2 separate regions of the Homo sapiens genome follow, and region 2 is linked to region 1. Evidence: chromatin loops called from intact Hi-C (ENCODE). Cell type or tissue: dorsolateral prefrontal cortex. All regions are shown on one strand.

The links. Hi-C counts contacts between places; a loop is a spot of excess contacts. Peaks named below come from ENCODE experiments on the same cell type or tissue, not always from the same donor. Only the 100,000 strongest peaks of a DNase experiment are listed, where the experiment ranks them.
Region 2: it touches region 1 in a loop (3-fold over the local background); 2 of 110 quality-filtered maps call a loop at or near these places.

What each region holds. Positions count from the first base shown.
Region 1 is chr10:6,442,766-6,447,765 of GRCh38, forward strand. All of the region lies in intron 15 of PRKCQ (protein kinase C theta), which reads right to left. Among named protein-coding and RNA genes, the nearest start is that of LINC02656, 95 kb to the left of the region's middle. RefSeq lists an enhancer at 126-295. In dorsolateral prefrontal cortex, CTCF peaks have their summits at 3,118 (motif pointing right) and 3,319; a DNase peak (open chromatin) is centred at 3,096; H3K4me3 peaks cover 574 bases; H3K27ac peaks cover 1,057 bases.
Region 2 is chr10:7,414,790-7,419,789 of GRCh38, forward strand. No RefSeq gene overlaps it. Among named protein-coding and RNA genes, the nearest start is that of SFMBT2, 6.3 kb to the left of the region's middle. In dorsolateral prefrontal cortex, CTCF peaks have their summits at 2,478 (motif pointing left) and 2,678; no DNase peak of the experiment used is centred here; H3K27ac peaks cover 1,111 bases.

The DNA of each region.
Region 1 (5,000 bases):
AGCCTGGCCAACGTGGTGAAACCCTATCTCTACTAAAACTACAAAAATTAACCAGGTGTGGTGGTGGGTGCTTGTAATCCTAGCTACTCCGGAAGCTGAGGCAGGAGAATCGCTTGAACCTGGGAGGCAGTGGTTGCAGTGAGCCAAGATCATGCCAATGCACTCCAGCTTGGGCAACAAGAGAGAAACTCCATCTCAAAAACAAAAAAAACCCCAAAGCACTCAAATCTAGAAATGAAAGATCTCTAAGAGCTACCTACAGCTCGATAGCGGGGTCTGAGTCTATCTGTTAGGGAGGAGGATTTAAAGTCTGGAAGCCTACCTAACATTTTGAAAGATTCCTATCCTTTCACCAACCCACTCTTCTGGCAAAAAAGGCTTTGTATGTTGATCTTTCAATGAATTCCTTTTTGGACATTGGAAGGTAGAGGGCACGCGCCATTCTGCTCAGCGTCTGACATCCCAACAAACTGTGCCTAAGCTTCTCTGAGATGGTACATGGTAGGACCCATCCATGGATGAAAGAAATAAGGAAAATGTGCCGGTGGGTAAATTACCAACGGAAATAAAACCAGTATGTAGAGGAGACAGCTGCACTTGCTTGCTCATTGCAGCTTCATTCACAATAGCCAAGATATGGACTCTAAGTGTCCATCAGTGGATAAATGGATACAGAAACTGTGCTATATATACACAGGGGAGTATCAGCCCTGAAAAAGGAGAAAATCTCTACTTGCAACAACATGGATGAACCTGGAAAACATGATGTTGAGTGAAGCAAGCCAGGCACAGAAAAACAAATGCTGCAAGATCTCATTTATATGTGAAACGTAAACACGTTGAACTCATAGAAGCTGAGAGTGGCAGTCGCCAGGGTCTGGGCAGAGGGTAGGGAGGAGGGATAGGGAAGGCGTTGAAGAAAATGTGGTACCTCCACACAGAGGAATATTATTCAGCCTTCAAGGTGAAGGGAAACCTGTCACATGCTACGTGAGTGAACCTTGATAACATTATGCTAAGTGAAGTAAGCCAGGCAGGGAAAGACAAATACTGAATGATTCCACTTACATAAGGTACCTTAAGTATTAACAGAAGTTTTTGCCCTTACTTTCAGTGACAAAAACCGTAACTACTTCTGCACCAACCTAATAGTTAAATTCTAGAGACAGGAAGTGGAATAGTGGCTGCCAGGAGCTGTGGGGAGGGGGAATAGGGAGCTGGTATTTAATGGGGACAGAGTTTTGGTTTTTCAAGATGAAAACCTTCTGGAGATTGATTGCACAACTATACAATACACTTTATTTTATTTATCTATTTATTTTTGAAATGGAGTCTCGCTCTGTCACCCAGGCTGGAGTGCAGTGGCACAATCTCGGCTCACTGCAACCTCTGCCTCCTGGGTTCAAGTAATTCTCCTGCCTCAGCCTCCCGAGTAGCTGGGATTACAGGTGCATACCACCATGCCCAGATAATTTTTGTATTTTTGGTAGAGACAGGGTTTCACATGTTGATCAGGCTGGTCTTGATCTCCTGACCTCAAGTGATCCACCCACCTCGGCCTCCAAAGTGCTGGGATTAACCGCACCTGGCACTATTTTTAACATTACTGAACTGTACACAAAAATAGTTCAGATGGTAAATTTCATGTTACGTGTATTTTCCCACAATTAAAAACAAAACCCTAGGACATAATAGTGGCACATAAAATTTTTTTTAATGGAAAAGAGGGAAAAAAAATCTTCGTTAATTCATGACTGCTGCTCCAAGGATGAGTTGCGGGCAAGTTGCTTTATTAGCCAAAACAAAATGGAGAAGGAATAATAGGATTGAGGCACTAAACTTAAAAGCAAGACAGTCAGACTCTCTTGGGGATGAACATCTGTTCTACCTTGTAATGTGTTTGGGCTTAGCTGGGTGCATCTGTGAACAGACACACATAAATACACACACACACACACACGCACGCAGAAGGTATTTTTTTGTTGGCGCTACTCGTATGACATGGAATTTTTCTCTTCCTTCTCTAATGGGCCTTTGGAATGAATGGCAGAATTGCAGCACTGATGGCCTTGAAAAGAAAATGACACCACAATTCCAGCCATTCTCCCAGCCCTTTGGGAGGCTGAGGCGGGTGGATCACCCGAGGTCAGGAGTTTGAGACCAGCCTGGCCAACATGGCGAAACCCCGTCTCTACTAAAAACACAGAAATTAGCTGGGTGTGGTGGCGCACGCCTGTAATCCCAGCTACTCGGGAGGCTGAGGCAGGAGAATCGCTTGAACCCGGGAGGTGGAGGCTGTAGTGAGCCAAGATCGCGCCTCTGCACTCCAGCCTAGGTGACAGAGCAAGACTCTGTCAAAAAAAAAAAAAAAAAAAAAAAAAAAATTCCAGACATTCCAGTATTTTCTAGGAAAGCCAGATGTTTTGATGTCGGTGAGCTTTTTTAGATGGAGCAGACTGATGTGCACGGCAACCCCATCCCTGACCCTCCACCACCCCGGGGCCCACTCCTGGGAGACAGATCAGTGCTAAGTGAGGCCCAGGGGTGCTGTGAAGTCTCTCTAAGGCAGACTTGCTAAACAAACAGAAGAACAATATCAACAGCAGCACAAGAGTTTTTCTGGCCATGTAAAACGTCACAGGCTCTACTTCTGGCTTAATCCCTTATTGTGTAGTTTTGGGAGGACCCTTTCACCCTTCTTGTTTGTGAAAAACGGGAATCATATCTGGCCCGCTTCTTATAAGCTTCTTGTGAGATCCAGTGAAAAGTAGCAAAGTCAAGATGATTTGTCTTATGGGACAACTATAAATGTTATGATAAATATCTGCTTTGATGATGCACTTGTCCCCGTTTCTGAAAATAAAGTTGCAAACAGAATTTTGCAATGTTACTGATTTCCAATATAAAAATGCTACCCACTACTCTTACCTCGATATTTACATGCTAAAGTTTACTTTATAATTTAGAAAAAATAGGCTTTGCCTTAAGGAATCATCTGAAGGTAGACCCAGGGAGAATGATAAGGAAATATAAGATGCACCTAATACAATCTTTGCTCAATTTGCTGGGCCAGGGACACATGCAATTTCCGAGACTTGCCCACAAGGCGGCGTCAAAGCAACCAGAAACGTCTCTGAACCACATATCTTTGTAAACAACTTCGTTTTGGCAGGACAAACAAAAAGAAAATTTGGAAGGACAGGAGACAGCTGTGGTGCAAATTAAGGCTTCAAAGCTTGGCGATGTTGGTAAAAAATTTCAGTTTTACCTTAGGAGGAAGAAGTAAAACGCAAACTCACACGTGCAGCAGAGTGTTCGCCTCAGGAATACTGATATGTGTTAGGAGTTTTGCAGACGTTATGTCTTTTATTGATAAGAACCCCCCTGAGCTAGGCACAGTTATCCCTCTCCTATAGGGGGTGATGATTGGGCTTAGAAAGGCCAAAGGTCTTACTTAAAGTCTCCTAGTTAGTGAGCTGAGAGCAATGTTCTGAATCTGGTCTTTCAGGATTTTACCACGTGATGTTCCTTCCATAGCATAATGTGCCTCTTGGTTTTAAACCTCAAGCTGTCATGGTCACACTATGCTCAGTTTTTTTTTTTTTTTTTTTTTTTTGGAGACAGAGTCTCGCTTATGTTGGCCAGGCTGGAGTGCAGTGGCGCGATCTCAGCTCACTGCAACCTCCGCCTCCCAAGTTCAAGCGATTCTCCTACTTTAGCCTCCTGGGGAGCTGGGATTACAGGTGTGTGCCACCACATCCAGCTAATTTTTGTATTTTTAGTAGAGACGGGGTTTCACCATGTTGGCCAGGCTGGTCTCGAACTCCTGACCTCAGGTGATCCGCCTACCTCCGCCTCCCAAAGTCCTGGGATTATAGGCATGAGCCACCATGCCCGGCCCATGCCCAATTTTTAAAGAGACTGTGGTGGAGAAACACCAGCAAGGGTGGCCCCTTTCTCTCTCAGCCCCGGGACCTTGCCTCATTGTGATCTCTTCTTGTGTTCTGCTCTTTTTCAGTCCTTGCTTTGACCCAAAGAATCAGATGCACAGCTCAAAATGCACAAGGAAACCCGGGAAAGCAGCGAGAGAGGAACAGTGGTTTCACCGAACGACGCCAGAGCAAGCCTCATCTGTTCTCCTTCAGCCTCAGAAGCTGGGAAGTCAGGTCTGGACAGGCGGGGCTCTGCCACCATGATGTGCAACTGGGTGAGTGCTGCCCCAGCAGTCAGTGACCTCCTGGGGCCAATACCAGTGTGGTTTCCAGGGAAATCCGACTTTCTCCAGGGAGCTGCTTCCATGCATTGCAATCCCATCTGGATTTACTGAGTGTCTAGTGTGCCATAGAAAGTATGATGTTTCCGGCTGGGCGCAGTGGCTCACACCTGTAATCCCAGCACTTTGGGAGGCCAAGGCGGGCGGATCATGAGGTTAAGAGATCGAGACCATCCTGGCCAACATGGTGAAACCCTGTCTCTACTAAAAATACATAAATTAGCCGGGCATGGTGGCACGCGCCTGTAGTCCCAGCTACTCGGGAGGCTGAGGCAGGAGAATTGCCTGAACCTGGGAGGCGGAGGTTGCAGCGAGCCATGATTGTGCCACTGCACTCCAGCCTGGGCAACAGAGCAAGACTCCACCTCAAAAAAAAAAAAAAAAAGTACGATATTTCCCTGTTTAACTGCCTTCCTATTCTTTGTCAAAATGAGTTTGCACCTCCAAAGAGACATCAGCCTCTCTTTGCTCCTATTATAGGAACACAGGGGGAACAGTGGGGCTTTTGAGACGCACTTTAGCTCTCAGGAGGTGCAGCCTAGTGAGACGATCCCCAGTTGAGGGAGCACAGGTGTGTTTTTCATGTGTAGCTCCTGACTCTGCTACGAAATGCATGAGCTTCTGAGATTTGAGTTCTCCTCACAGGAACGATGGGTGCCTGCCAGATGGCCTCTGTCCCAGCAGTTGTGTGTTCCTGTGTTTTAATTCTCTGCCTCACCTAGTCGGC
Region 2 (5,000 bases), 970 kb after region 1:
TACACTCTGTCTTTTATTTTTTCACCTTTTTTCCTTATCTTCTATCCCCAATTAAAGCACTTAATGGTTAATGTATTGGGAGTCCAGTGACCTCAGTCACTGCTTCATCGCTAATTATCTGTGTGACCTCTGTAAGTCCAGTGACCTCTCTGAGCCGTTCTTTCCTCTTGGGTAAAATGAGGGGATTGGACTAGGTGTTCTGTGAGGTCCTTTCAGACCTAAACAGTGCTAAGCAATCTACCCCACCTCAAAGCCATAAATTGCTTTATATGGTATTCTGCCAATTTGATATAGCAATCAAATTCTGAGGTCACAGAAGATAAAAAAGAATTAAGTAAAGGAATTTGTAGGGAAAGGGTATTAGGGCCTTCTTTGCCTCACTGCCCTTCAGTGAAGGTACCATTCAGGTCATATTTTTGCCTTCTTTTGATTATTATTGTGTTTTTGCATTTACTGTATGAGTTTTGTGTTGCCCATAAAAGTGTGGGGGCTCTGGTGAGTGTATCTATGACAGTCCTTCTGAGAAAAGCCTGGGGTTATTGAGATGGCTTGTGAAAATAACTAGAGTTCTCAGTGAGTGTAGTGATGTGTATTGGTTCAAAAAATATCACCACCTAAGAGAGCACCTTCTCATACATTTATAGAAATTTCAGAAACACACTATTGCGATTGACTCTTGTATAATTTGAAGGAATTTCAAGCTTCCTTGACAACAAGAGAAAAAAATAATAGGGTACAGGGCATATTTTTAAAAGTACATGAAGGCCGGGCGTGATGGCTCATACCTGTAATCTTAGCACTTTGGGAGGCCAAGGCAGGTGGATTGCCTGAGTTCAGGAGTTCGAGACCAGCCCAGGGAACACAGTGAAACCCCATCTCTACTAAAAATACAAAAAAAAAAAAAATTAGCCAGGTGTGGTGGCATGCTCCTGTAATCCCAGCTACTCGGGAGGCTGAGACAGGAGAATTGCTTGAACCCAGGAGGCAGAGGTTGCAGTGAGCCGAGATCGCGCCATTTTACTCCAGCCTGGGCCACAGAGCGAGACTCTGTCTCAAGAGAAAAAAAAAAAAAAAAAAAGGACATGAGGTCTGAACTCTCCTAGGACATTTATTGAAAGAGCCGACGTGGTTTGCTTGTGGATGTTCCAGTTTTGACTAATGGCTTCTTTCTCCACTGAGAAGAACATCATGACAAAATTCATTCCCAACTTCTGTGGCTGCTGGCTTGTACATCTGGATGCATGGTATCACGCCCTTCATTTGTGAATCTTACTGTGTATTAGGCATAATATTTTAGACTTTGTGGCCTCAGTTCCAGCCCTTTTGAGAGCTGCAGTCCAGAGAGATTAAATGACAGAGGCCTTTTAAAGGACAGAGTTACCGAGCAGGGACTGGCTCTCAGGCCCTTTTAAAGACAGCAAAAATGAGACAGAGGATTTATTTAGTATCTACTTTGCTCCAGACACTATTCCAGGTATTTTTTACATATATGATAACATTTCATAACTCCTAGTCTGTATTATGTGTAATATCCCTTTTAAATGGTTTGAAAATATGTTTTAAATGTATATTTCTTTACACATAAAGCTGAGTCCTCATCCACTGTCACTGTCATTGAAACACAGGTTGCATCTCGGTTTTTTCTTGTGGAACTTGAGTTGTCTGGAACCATTTACACTTTCTAATTTTACCCCTTTATGACTGAGGGTATCTATTGGCAAAAACACACACACCCCAACTGGGTGCAGTAGCTCACACCTGTAATCCCAGCCCTTTGGGAGATTGAGGCAGGAGGATCACTTGAGCCCAGGAGGTGGAGACCAGCCTGAACAACATATCCAGACCCTGTCTCTACAAAAAATAAAAATTAGCTGGGCATGGTGGCATGCACCTGTAGCCCCAACTCTTCGGGAGGCTGAGGCAAGAGGATTGCCTGAGCCCAGGCAGTAGAGACTGCAGTGAACTATGATCATGCCACTGCACTCCAGCCTGGGTGACAGAGCAAGATCATGCCTCAACAAACAACCATAAACACAGTGCAGGTCAGAGATGTGGGTCTGTGACCCTAGAGCAGTATTTCCTCTGTGAATGATAACTGGCCTGAATGAGGTTGAATTTGACACCATGTAAAAGCATCAAGAGTCCCATTGAATTTATACTGCAAAATAGACTAAACAAACTAAAACAAGCGACCAAAAATCCCACATGAAAAAGCACTTCCATGAATAAGCACAGTGGACAATTTGTTACATTCACCCACTACCTTAATAAGTGCCCGGCTATGGTATACAAGAGGAGAGATACCAGTATTAGGGAGCTGGACTATCTCAGCTTTCATGTAGCTTCAGCATCGCCATCCTATTTGTTTTCACTGTGTAAGCTGCTTTAGATGATCTTAGTACAGAATAAATCATTATTATCATGATCAAAGAAGTGATAGTTAGTAGATCTACAAAGACTTGATTTGCAGTGCCATCTACTGGAAACAGACATTGACTTGCTTTTAGATTTTTTAGATAGTTTTTTGTTGTTGTTTATTTTATTTTTTTAAATAAAGAACGTTGAAGAATACAGATATCAGTAGTAAGGGAAGAATTTGGTTCTTACTATATTTGATTATAGATGATGGCTTAGAAGCCCTAGCTACAAATAAGCTGAATTGTATTCTTATCAAATCATTCATCCTTTGAATGTTAGACATAAAGAGTACTTACATGTTTCTTTGAAAAGTAACATTGCTTCCTTTTCTTAAAATGAGTCACTTAAACCAGTTTTTAATATAGCACTATGGTTTTTTTCTTATCCCTTTAAAGATTGATTTTTTTTAACCCTTGTAAGTGCCTCTGAAATGGATATCGTTGCTGAATTCTTGAAGATTTTCATTTTAATTTCATACCTTGGGGATGGGGGAAACTCAAAAGATTTTTCAATCAATTTTTTGAAGAGAAACTTACATAAATTAGATATAGAGGAAGATTAATGAAAAATAAAAACCAATCTCTGCTTACATTTTTCTCATTCAACAAATATTTACTGAGGACCAGATGTGTGCCAGGCACTGTTGTAGGATCTGAAATACAGTGAACAAGACAGATGAAGCCCTGTTCCATGACACTTATAGTTCATCAAGGACAGATCAACACCAAAGAAATGAATATCTAATATGTCATGTGGATGTCAGTGCCATGGAAAAGAGTAAAAGCAGGGGGAGGTACAGGAAGTGACAATGACAAGTATGGTGTTGGGGGAGGATGACGTTTTTTATGAAAGTGGGTCAGGGAAGTGGCATTTGAACAGAGAGCTCCAGACAGCAGGAAAAGTAAGTACAAAGATCTTGATATTGTCTTGGCTCCATTGGAAAGAAAGAATAAATTATACAAAAGTTTGATGATATTTAACACCACAGGCATAAGCTATTAACTTGTAACTTCTAACTTAAGCAAGAAGTGCCAGTATTCCCAGATGGGAGAAAACACAGAGTGGTCAGTTCAAACACATACAGCAAATCCAAGCGTTCTCCAAGGGATCAAACCCAGTTTCCCTGAATTTAATTAGATTCTTAGGTTGAATGAGCCACAAAGGTCACCTGGTCTGCCATCTCTCTCATGCCCAACTCCCCTCTACATTATCTATATTAGTCTGTTTTCACACTGTTATAAAGACATACCCGAGACTGGGTAATTGATTTATAAAGGAAAGAGGCTTAATTGACTCACAGTTCCGCAGGGCTGGGGAGGCCTCAGGAAACTTACAATCACAGCCGAAGGGGAAGAGGCATGTCTTATATGGTGGCAATAGAGACAGAGCGAAAGAGAAAGAGAGAGCATGTGTGTGTGTGTGAAGCGAAGGAGGAGAGCCCCTCATAAAACCATCAGATCTGGTGAGATCTCACTATCACGAGAGCAGCATGGGAGAAACTGCTCCCATGATCCAATCACCTCCCACTGAGTCCCTCTCTCAATACATGGGGATTATGGGGATTGTAATTCAAGATGAGATTTGGGTGGGGACACAGCCAAACCTTATCATTATCCCTACAAATGACCATGCAGTCTGCTTGAACACCTCACTCTTCACTCCCTCCAGAGATAGCTCATTCCACCTTTGACTCCTCTTGGCAAATTCATCCTTACACTGAACTGAAGCCATTTCTCTGTTCTGTGGTGCTTGGGTGGCTTGCATGGCAATGGAGGAAGGCAAAAGTGTCACCCTCTTCCTATTCCTCACTAGACTGTGGCCTCTATGATCAGGAATCCCATGTAAACGTCCATGTAAAGCTGGCTCTGTAATGGACTTGAAATGAATCCATCCATCATCATTCATCACTCTGATCTCACCTACATAAAAACTCCTCAAGCACAGGATGGTTAGTGGAACTGTGTTTTCTCTATGTCTTTAAACCAATGGAAACAGAGCAGCTCACGCAACTGAAAGACCCCAATGTTTAAGTGCTCTTATTCACCTTTCATTCCTTTCTTGGTTTGCAGTTATGCCGAATCAGAAATCAATTCCTTAGGGATAGCACAAATGAAAAAATCTAGAAAATATACAAATGCATCTGAGCAAACAATAGAGTACACTTGCTAATGACACAATTCCTTAAGCTATGGAATTCATTACAACAGTTAACATTGATTGAGCACATACTCTGTGCCAAGCCCTCTTCCAAGAGCTTTATGTATCCTACCTCATTTAACCCCACAGCAAGCATGTTTAGTAGGCAGTGTCATTGTCCCCACTTTATAGACAAAGAAACTGAGGGAGGGGCTGAGAGTGATTAAGCCATCTGGTTGTGGATACCTGACTAGTAAGTGTTGGAGCCCAAACTTGAACTCAGCCAGTCTGACTCTAGAGCCTGGGCACGTTTTCCCTAAACTCCATTCCCACAGTTTATGATAGTAGAGATGCCAGAGACTAAAGATAATGTATGGGACGGAAGATTGAAGGAACATGGATCATTTAGCAACAGAAGAAAAGGCTAAAATGCAAAGGAGGGCCAG